Regions from separate parts of the Homo sapiens genome. Here region 2 is linked to region 1. A link is an interaction called in ENCODE POLR2A ChIA-PET data of the cell type or tissue named here. Cell type or tissue: B cell. All regions are shown on one strand.

Region 1 (5,000 bases):
TTGCCTGTCTGTGCTAGCTTTTACTCTTAGAATTTTATCTCCTTAAGAGTGTTTGGTTTTATAACTATGGTGTTCATAGGTAAAATGTTTATCATCGTATCACCATGCCTAGCACAGAGATGCTCAATATACATTTCTAGTGTAAAAAATTTTAAATGTAGTTAAACACAAGTAACATTTACCATAACCATTTTAAAGTACACAATTCAGTGTAAGTACATGCACACTTTTGTGCAACCAATCTCTGGAACTCAGTAAATACTGCCAAACTGAAACTTTATCCCCATTAAATAACCCATTACTGCTCTCTCCCAGCTCCCGGCAGCCACCACTGTACTTTCTGTCTCTATGAAACTTATTACTCGAGGTCCTTCAAATAAGTGGACTCATACAGTACTTGTGTTTTTGTGACTGGCTTATTTCACTTTGTATAATGTCCTCAAGGGTCATCCATGTGGTAGCGTGTGTCAGAATTTCCTTCGTTTTTAAGGCTGAATCATGATTGATTGTATGGAGAGACCACATTTATCTGTCAGTGGACACTTGGGTTGCTGCTGTCTTCTGGCCGTTGTGAATAATGCTGCTATGAACATCGGTGTATAAATGTGTGAGACCCTTTGAATTTTAGGGGATCCATACCCAGAAGTAGAATTGCTGGATTGTATGGTAACTCTTTGTTTTGAGACAGAGTCTGGCTCTGTCACCCAGGCTGGAATGCGGTGGTGCGATCTTAGCTCACTGCAACCTCCGCCTCCCGGGTTCAAGTGATCCTCATGCCTCAGCCTCCCAAATAGCTGGGATTACAGGCCTGCACCACCACACCCAGCTAATTTTTGTACTGTAGTAGAGATGGGGTTTCACCATGTTGGCCAGGCTGGTCTTGAACTCCTGGCCTCAAGTGATTCGCCCACCCCAGCTTCCCATAGTGCTGGGATTACAGGTGTGAGCCACTGCACCTGACCTATTAACTCTTTGATGAATTGCCATATTGTCTTCCATAGCTGCAGCACCATTTTATACTCCCCGTAAGAATACACAAGGGTTCAAACAACTCAATGTCCTAACACTTGTTATTTTCTGTATTAATTACAGCCATCCTAATGGGTCTGAAGTGGCACCTCCATGTACTTTTTTTTTTTTTTTTTGGAGACAGAGTCTTGCTCTGTCACCGAGGCTGGAGTGCAGTGGCGGGACCTCAGCTCACTGCAACCTCTGCCTCCCGTGTTCAAGCAATTCTCCTGCCTCAGCCTCTTGAGCAGCTGGGACTACAGGCATACACCACCACTCCTGGCTAATTTTTTATTTTTAGTAGAGACGTGGTGTCACCATGTTGGCCAGGCTGGTCTCGAACTCCTGACCTCAAGTGATCCGCCCACCTTGGCTTCCCAAAGTGCTGGGATTACAGGCGTGAGCCACTGTGCCTGGCCTCTCCATGTGGTTTTGGTTTGAGTTCCCCTAATAATTAGTGATGTTGAGCATCTTTTTATGTGCTTATTGGCCATTTGCATATCTTATTTGGAGAAATGTCTATTCAAGTCCTTTGTACATTTTTTTTTTTTTTTGAGATGGAGTTCGCTCTTGTTGCCCAGGCTGGAGTGCAATGGTGCAATCTCGGCTCACCGCAACCTCTGCCTCCCAGGTTCAAGCAATTCTCCTGCCTCAGCCTCCCAAGTAGCTGGGATTACACGCATGCACCACCATGCCCAGCTAATTTTGTATTTTTAGTAGAGACGGGGTGAGAAACCCCATGGAGAACATGTTGAGGCTGGTCTCGAACGCCTGACCTCAGGTGATCCACCTGCCTCGGGCTCCCAAAGTGCTGGAATCACAGGTGTGAGCCACCGCGCCGGGCCCTTTGTACATTGTTGAACCGGGTTGGGTTTTTGTTGTTACATTGTGAGAGTGCTTTATGTATTCTAGATGGGAACTCCTTATCAGATATAATTTGCACATCTTTACTCCCATTCTGTAGGACGCCTTTTCACTCTGTTAATAGTATCCTTCAATGCGATCCAGTTTGTCTGTTTCTCCTTTTGTTGCTTGTGCCTTTGGTGTCATATGCGCCATATCTAAGAAATCATTGACAAAGGAAGCTCTCCTACTGTGTTTTAAGAGTTGTATAGTTTTAGCTCTTACAGTTAGGTCTTTAATCCATTATTGAGGTTTTCTTTTTTTTTTTTCCCAACATGTTATAAGGTAAGAGGTTAACTTCATTCTTTTGCATGTGGATATCTAGTTTTCCCAACACCATTTGTTGAAAGACTGTCCTTTCCCCAATTCAATAGTCTTGGCATCCTTATTGAAATCATTTGACCACATGTGTAAGAGTTTCTTTCTAGACTCTGTATTTCATTCCACTGGTCTGTATGTATGTCTTTACGCCAGTACCACACTTTTGACCACTGTAGCTTTCAACAAATTTTGAAATTGGGAAGTATAAGACGTCCAAATTTGTTCTTTGTTTTCAAGATTGTTTTGGCCATTTGGAGTCCCTTGAAATTGTGTATCAACTTTAGGATGGATTTTTCTATAAGTGAAGAAAAAATGCCACTGGGATTTTGATAGCAATTACGCTAAACCTGTAGATCACTTTGAGTAGTATTGACATCTTAATGATATTCTTACAATCCATAAATATGAGATGCCTTTACATTTGTTGTATAACCGGTCTCTGGGACTCTACATCCTGCCAAAATCTTTGCCTCCTGGTTAAGTTTATTCCTATTTTATTCTTTTTGATGCTATTGTAAATGGACTTTTTTTTTTTTTTTAAAGATGATGTCTCACTGTGTTGCCCAGGCTGGAGTACAGTGGCTATTCACAGGCATAATCATCGTCAAAACTGACAGCCTTGACCTCTGAGGCTCAAGTGATCCTCCTGCCTCAGCCTCCCAAGTAGCTGAGACTATAGGCGTGCACAACCATGCCCGGCAGGAATTGTTTTCTTAATTTCCTTCTTGGATTCTTGACTGTTAGCATGTAGAAATGCAACTGACTTTTGTATGTTGATTTTGTAATCCTGAAACTTTGACAAATTATTAGTTCTAACAGTTGTTTTTTATTTCATGCAGTGTTCAGGATTTTCGACAAAGATGATCATGTCATCTGTTAACAGATAATTTTACTGCCTCCGTTCCAATTTGGATGCCTTTTCTTTCTTAATAGCTCTAGCTAGGATTTCCAGCATTATGAAAGCAGGCATCATTGTTTAATTCCTCATCTTGGAAAACTTTGTCTTCATCATTGAGTGTGATGTTAGCTGAGGGTGGTTCATATGACCTTTATTATGTTGAGGTCATTTCTATTTTGAGTCTGTATGTTTTTAATCACGAAAGGGTATTAAACTTTGTTAAATGCTTTTTCTTCACTAACTGAAATAGTCATGTGTTTTCTTTCGTTCATTCTGTTAATGTGATATCTTACATTGATTTTTATATGGTAACCATCTTTGCATTCCAGGAATAAATCTCACTTGATCATGGTGTGTAATCCTTTTTATGATGCTGTCAAATTCTCCTTATTAGTATTTTGTTGAGAACTTTTGCATCTGTATTTATCAGGAACATTGGTCTATTTTCCTCTGGTGCTTTGTCTGCCTTTGGTATCAGTAATGCTGGCCTCACAGAGTGAGTTTGGAGGTATTCTTTCCTCAATGTTTTGGAAGAATATGAGCAGGATTGGTATTGATTCTTCAAATGTTTGGTGATTCACCAGTGAAGGCATCTGATCTTCTGCTTTTCTTTCCTGCCAAGTTTTTGGTCTCTGATTCAATCTCCTTGGTAGTTACAGGTCTGTTTTTTCCATCTTCTATTTCATTTATTTCTGCTCTAAACTTTATTATTTCATTCCTTCTCCTATCTTTGGGTTTAGGCTGTTCTTTTTCTAATAACTTAAGGTAGAAGGTTAGGTTGTTGGTTTGAGAGCTTTTCCTTTTTCTTTGAGAGACTTGCCACGTTGCCCAAGCTAGTCTCAAACTCCTGGGCTCAAGCAGTCTCCTGGCCTCGGCCTTCCAAGTAGCTAGGATTATAGAACAGTGTCACTGTGCCTGGCTGCTGCTTTTTTTTTCTTTTTTTTTTTTTTTGCCGGGGGGAGGGGGGAGGTGGAGTCTAGCTGTGTCGCCCAGGCTGGAGTGCAGTGGCACAATCTCAGCTTACTGCAACCTCTGCCTCCCGGGTTCAAGTGATTCTCCTGCCTCAGCCTCCCAAGTAACTGGGATTACAGGCGCCTGCCACCACGCCTGGCTAAATTTTATAATTTTAGTAGAGCTGGGGTTTTGCCATGTTTGCCAAGCTGGGCTCAAACTCCTGACCTCAGATGATTTGCCCACCTCGGCCTCCCAAAGTGCTGGGATTACAGGTGGAGCCACTGCACCCAGCCAGCTTCTTTTTTAATTTAAGTGTGTACAGCTACAAATTTCCCTCATAGCACTGCTTTTGCTGCATCCCATAAGATTTCATATGTTTGGTCTCAAGATACTTTCTGATTTTTCCTTATTTTCTTTCTTTGATCCACTGGTTTTGTAGTATGTTGTTTAGTTCCCACATATTTGTGGATATTTCAGTTTTCCTTCTAGTATGATTTCAGTCATTTCAAATGTATTAAATCTTGCTTTGAAGCCTAACATACAATCTTTCCTGGAGAACATTCCACGTGTACTTTTGAAGAATGTGTATTCTGCTGTTGGGTGAAGTTGTCTGTGTGGTAGGTCCAACTGGTCTATAGTATTGTTCAAGTACTTTGTTTCCTTCTTGATCTTCTGTCTGGGTGTTGTATCCATTATTGAAAGTGAGGTATTGGGCCGGGTGCAGTGGCTCAGGCCTGTAACCCCAGCACTTTAGGAGGCCAAGATGGGTGGATCACCTGAGGTCAGGAGTTCAAGAGCAGCCTGGACAACATGGTGAAACCCTGTCTCTACTGAAAATAGCTGGTCGTGGTGGCATACGCCTGTAATCCCAGCTACTCTGAGGCCTAAGAATCACTTGAACCCAGGAGGTGGAGGT
Region 2 (5,000 bases), 140 kb before region 1:
GAGCCACCGCACCCAGCTGCTATTTTTATTTCATTTCAGCCCTATTCTGATCCTTCTTGGGGATAATGTCTCCCCATCTCATAGATGGGGAAATACAAACTCAAATTGGTGAAGGAATTGTCCCAAGGTCATTTGGCTAGAAAGAAGCACATCGAGTTGGATGACAATGATAATAATAATGTGACTCCCGAGTAGCTGGGACTACAGGCACCCACCATCACGTCCGGCTAATTTTTTGTATTTTTAGTACAGGTGGGGTTTCACCGTGTTAGCCAAGATGGTCTCAATCTCCTGACCTCGTGATCCCCCTGCCTCGGCCTCCCAAAGTGCTGGGATTACAGGCGTGAGCCATTGTGCCCAGCCTCTAGTTCTTTCTTATTCTCTTATTCTGAGTGTTCCTTTTCACAGCATCTTATTCTTCTTATATGAATGCAATATATTTTATTTCTCTGAAGCTTCCTTATTTTCTCGAAGACTTTTGTTTCTCCCCACCTGGCTCTGTTTTTTTGGAGTTTTTTTCCTCTCTTGGTTTCGGTCTTTGACTTTCATTTTACAAGCTGCCCTCAAGGTTTCAGTGACCCTCCATTGCACGTTCGTATTGAAGAGCAGGGAACTGAAAAAGATACTGGGAAATGAAGACCCTTGGAAGCTCCATGTCTGTGGCAGGACGTGTGGACAGGGGAGGCTTGTTGGGATCTGGCTGTCCTTGTAAGATCCCAAAGCCAGCATCGGAAGCGTCGTCTGAGAGGATCCCTGTGACCTCCTGACTGCAGAGAAAGCAGGCTGCCAGCTTCCAGGAAGCAAGCAGGGGGATGGGGCCAGGGGCGTCTCCCTGACAGGCACGTGGCCTTTCCCTTCCCTCCTTGTTTCAGGACTGACCCACCCCAATTCACTTTGCTGTCCTCAAACTCTAAGCCTCCAGCACAGGTTTTATTTAGATAGTATATTTATGATGGGTGTTGATAAAGATTGGAGGGTAAATGGCCTCCCAACTTACCCCTTGGCACCCCTCGGATGCCAGGTGGTAGGGTGTGAAAATGAACCAGACCTGCTGGTTGAAGACCTGCTAATTATTGAGCAACTACTATGTGTCAGGCGCTGAATCTAAATCAGGGTTTTGCCATGCAGGGAACATCTGGGCATGTCTGGAGACATTTTCAGTGTTACAAATCGCTGTAGGGGTGGGTACTACTGGTATCTAGTGGGTAGAGGCCAGGGATGCCACTAAGCGTCCTAAAGTGCACAGTGCAGCCTCCCATACCAGGCTCTGAATGTGAATAGAGCCAAGGTCAAGAAACCCTGCTCTAGAAAGATGAAAGACACATTCCCTGACTTCACAGGACAGGAGTAAAGAATTTCTGGTTCCAGCCGGGCACACTGGCTCACGCCCATAATCCCAGCACTTTGGGAGGCTGAGGTGGGCAGATCGTTTGAGGTCAGGAGTTCAAGACCAGCCTGGTCAACATAAATGAAACCCCATCTCTACTAAAAATGCCCCCCAAAAAAACAAAAATATTAGCTGGGTGTGGTGGCACATGCCTGTAATCCCAACTGCTTGGGAGGCTGAGGCAGGAGAATCACTTGAACCTGGGAGATGGAGGTGGAAGTGAGCCAAGATCATTCCATGAACTCCAGCCTGGGTGACAGAGCGAGACTCTGCTGAGAGAGAGAGAGAAGGAAGAAGAAAAAGTAAAAGAAGAAGAAGAAGGAGGAGGAGGAGGAGGAGGAGGAGGAGGAGGAGGAGGGGCAGGGGGGAGGAGGAGGGGGAGGGGGGAGGAGGAGGGGGGAGGAGGAGGGCGAGGGGGAGGGGGAGGGAGGGAGAGAAGTAGAAGAAGAAGAGTAAAGAAGGAAGGAAGAAAAGAGAAAGAAAAGAAAGAAAGAAAAAAGAAAGAAAGAAAAAGAAAGAAAGAAAAAAAGAAAGACCCTGCTCTAGCAAGATGAAAGACACATTCCCTGGCTTCATAGGAAAGGGGCAAATAATTTCTAGTTCTGGCCAGGCACAGTGGCTCGCACCTGTAATCCCAGCACTTTGGGAGGATGAGGTGGGAGGATGCCTTGAACCCAGGAGTCTGAGACCAGCCTGGGCAACATATCAAGACCTTGTCTCTATCAAAAAAAGAAGAGAAAAGAAAAGAGAAAAAAAATAATTTCTAGATCCTCAGCATCTGCTATGTTCCAGGGGCAGGAGGAAGCTCTGTCTTCACTTTGGCAGCAAGCCTGTAGCCTAGGCATTCTCAGCCCGTTTTGCTGGAGGGGGCATTTGAGGCCTGGCCAGCTTAGCCAGCCTACAAGGAGTGTTACTGGGGTGAAAACAGCCAGCGGGGACCAGTCTGCTTGTGGCCCGCCAGGTGCCTGGGATGGGGAAGCAGCAAATGCCCACCTTCCTGCCCAACCCCCTCCTCCCTCTTCATGGGGGGAACTGGGGGTGGCAGCGGCTGCCGGGTGCGAGCGGGCTCAGGCCTGTGGCCCTGCCTGACGTTGGTCCCCATCAAGCCATGTGACGAGACCAGGCCACAAGAAAGAGGTTTCAACAAGCGTTATCGTTTCCTGGAACTCCAACTCGGCGACTTCCCCGAAGACCGGCTGTGCCTGGCGGGCGGGCTGCGCACAGCGGGGACAAGGCTGCCCCCTTCCTCCTCCGCTGCCTCCGCGGCCGCGTCTATCTCAGTCTGACTACCTGGAAGCAGCACTCCACCCTCCAGCCCAGCGGCCCTCGGCTCAGCTGCCAGGTCACCGGCAACCCCGGGAGCGGTGGGGCAGGGGCTGCTCCGCCAGCCTCTGTGATGTTCAGGCCGGGCTGCACCAGCCCGGGACCCCTAGGTGCCCAGAAACCCACTTCCTCTTGTTTCTGCCCCTGAACAAGCTTCTCAGGGCAGCTGACAATCAGACTTAGCACAGATGTGCCTCAGTGTTGCTCTCAGAGAAATGAACACAAGGCTAGACGCAGTAGCTCACACCTGTAATCCTAGCACTTTGGGAGGCCGAGGTGGGCGGATCATTTGAGGTCAGGAGTTCGAGACCAGCCTGGCCAACATGGTGAAATCCCGTCTCTACTAAAAACACAAAAATTAGCCAGGCGTGGTGGTGGGCGCCTGTAATCACAGCTACTCAGGAGGTTGAGGCACAAGAATCACTTGAACCCAGGAGGCAGAGGTTGCAGTGAGCTGAGAGTGAACCACTGCACTCCAGCCTGGACAATAGAGCGAGATTCCATCTAAAAAAAAAAAAAAAGAAAAGAAAAGAAAAGAAAGAAAAGAAATGGAAACAAATCTCCCACCCCATTCATCCTGCCCACCAGACAGGGGCCTCTCTGGATCCAGGCGGATAGTTTCTGTTTCTGGCTGACTAGGCCCTAGAAATCCAGAGAAGGGGCTAAAACCTCACTTTGGTGGAGGTGGGGTGGCTGAGAACTCAAATTCTTGGGTACCACCATCTCGGTGATGACTCTGGGATAAGTCACTTCCTCAGTTCCCCAGTTCACAGAAACCCCAGTTGTAAATATAGACCTGGCCACAATGGGGCGGGGTGGTGGGCCCAGGGGCAGAGTGAGATGGGGAGTGAGGAGGAAGAACCAAGGACAAAATCTGATTCCTCTGAAAAGGCAGAAGCCTCCAGGCCAATGGGGTTTTCTTAACCTGCTTTTGGGAAGGAAAGACTGTCAGGCTTTTGGTCTCTCTGGGCCTCAGTTTCCTCCTCTATAAAATGAAAATGATATTAGCTTGAGCCATATGAAATTGCCAACACTCTTGTGGTTTCGACCTCCAAAACCAGCAATTTCATATGATGCTCTAACATGACTTATCTGGAAAACTGCAGACTGAAATGAGATCCTGCAAAGTGCTTAGCAGAGTGATTGCATATAATAGGTGCTCAATAAACAATAGGCCTTATGTTATAATACTTTTTCAAATAAAAATATTATTTTTTTGTAGAGACGGGGGTCTCACTAGGTTGCCTAGGCTGGTCTTGAACTCCCGGGCTCAAGCGATCCTCCTGCCTTGGCCTCCCAAAGTGGGATTACAGGTGTGAGCCACTGCACCCGGCCATAATATATATCTTATATCTCTTATATCTCCTATCTAATGATATGTCACCAGTAATAATAATGGCAGTGCTCCTAATTCTTTCACCCATCCTCTCCTTGTCAAACCCACAGCCACTTCCACTTACTGAGCACACTGTGCACCCAGGACAGATATAAATGTTCTCCATTCGGTTTTCACCACTTACTGTCACCCACAAGCGTGAGCCTGTGCAGGCATGGTGTCAGAGCTCAGGATTCATGTGTACACAGCATATAAGCCAGCACGATCTCATTCTGTGTCCCTTCTCATTCTGGCCATCTCACTCCAGAGTGAGAACCAGTCTCTCCTCATTTGGCGCATGCTTGCTGAGGATGGCCCTATTGCTACATTAACTTGTGCAAGCCACACCACGCTCATGGTTAATCTTGAGTTTATATCCTACTATAGTGTTAAGATCAAAAGTCATCCTTGGCCAGGCGTGGTGACTCAAGCCTGTAATCCTAGCACTTTGGGAGGCCGAGGCGGGCAGGTCACTTGTGGTCAGGAGTTCAAGACCAGCCTGACCAACATGGCGAAACCCTGTCTCTACTAAAAACACAAAAAATTAGCTGGGCGTGGTGTAATCCCAGTTACACATTGAGGCACGAGAATCACTTGAACCTGGGAGGCAGAGGTTGCAGTGAGCCGAGATGGCGCCACTGTACTCCAGCCTGGGCAACAGAGCAAGACTCTGTCTCAAAAAAAAAAGTCACCTTCTATTGGAGCAATTGATATTTTTAAGCCAAATGTAGGATATTTATGTCTTCAATTTCATCTTTGTACCCACTCAGTGTCCCAGTCCAGGGTTTGTTTGGGATCTGGCTCTGTTGCCCAGTGAATTCATTGTCCTTGCAATAAGCAGGTTGTCTGGCTTCTAATGAAGGAATCCAGGAAGAAGGAAGGAAGAGCATTAGCTGAGGCCGGAGCCCTGTGGCA

Evidence for each region. Peaks named below come from ENCODE experiments on the same cell type or tissue, not always from the same donor. Only the 100,000 strongest peaks of a DNase experiment are listed, where the experiment ranks them.
Region 2: POLR2A ChIA-PET joins it to region 1 with 7 read pairs; 5 of 35 experiments call an interaction of 5 or more read pairs at or near these places.

What each region holds. Positions count from the first base shown.
Region 1 is chr16:11,374,186-11,379,185 of GRCh38, forward strand. The region is part of intron 66 of LOC400499 (putative uncharacterized protein LOC400499); the gene reads right to left. All of the region lies in intron 1 of LOC105371082 (a long non-coding RNA gene), which reads left to right. Among named protein-coding and RNA genes, the nearest start is that of RMI2, 31 kb to the left of the region's middle. In B cell, no CTCF peak of the experiment used is centred here; no DNase peak of the experiment used is centred here.
Region 2 is chr16:11,230,720-11,235,719 of GRCh38, forward strand. No RefSeq gene overlaps it. Among named protein-coding and RNA genes, the nearest start is that of SOCS1, 23 kb to the right of the region's middle. RefSeq lists a cis regulatory region at 655-951, an enhancer at 2,426-2,665 and a silencer at 4,233-4,527. In B cell, no CTCF peak of the experiment used is centred here; DNase peaks (open chromatin) are centred at 2,532 and 3,483; H3K4me3 peaks cover 971 bases; H3K27ac peaks cover 881 bases.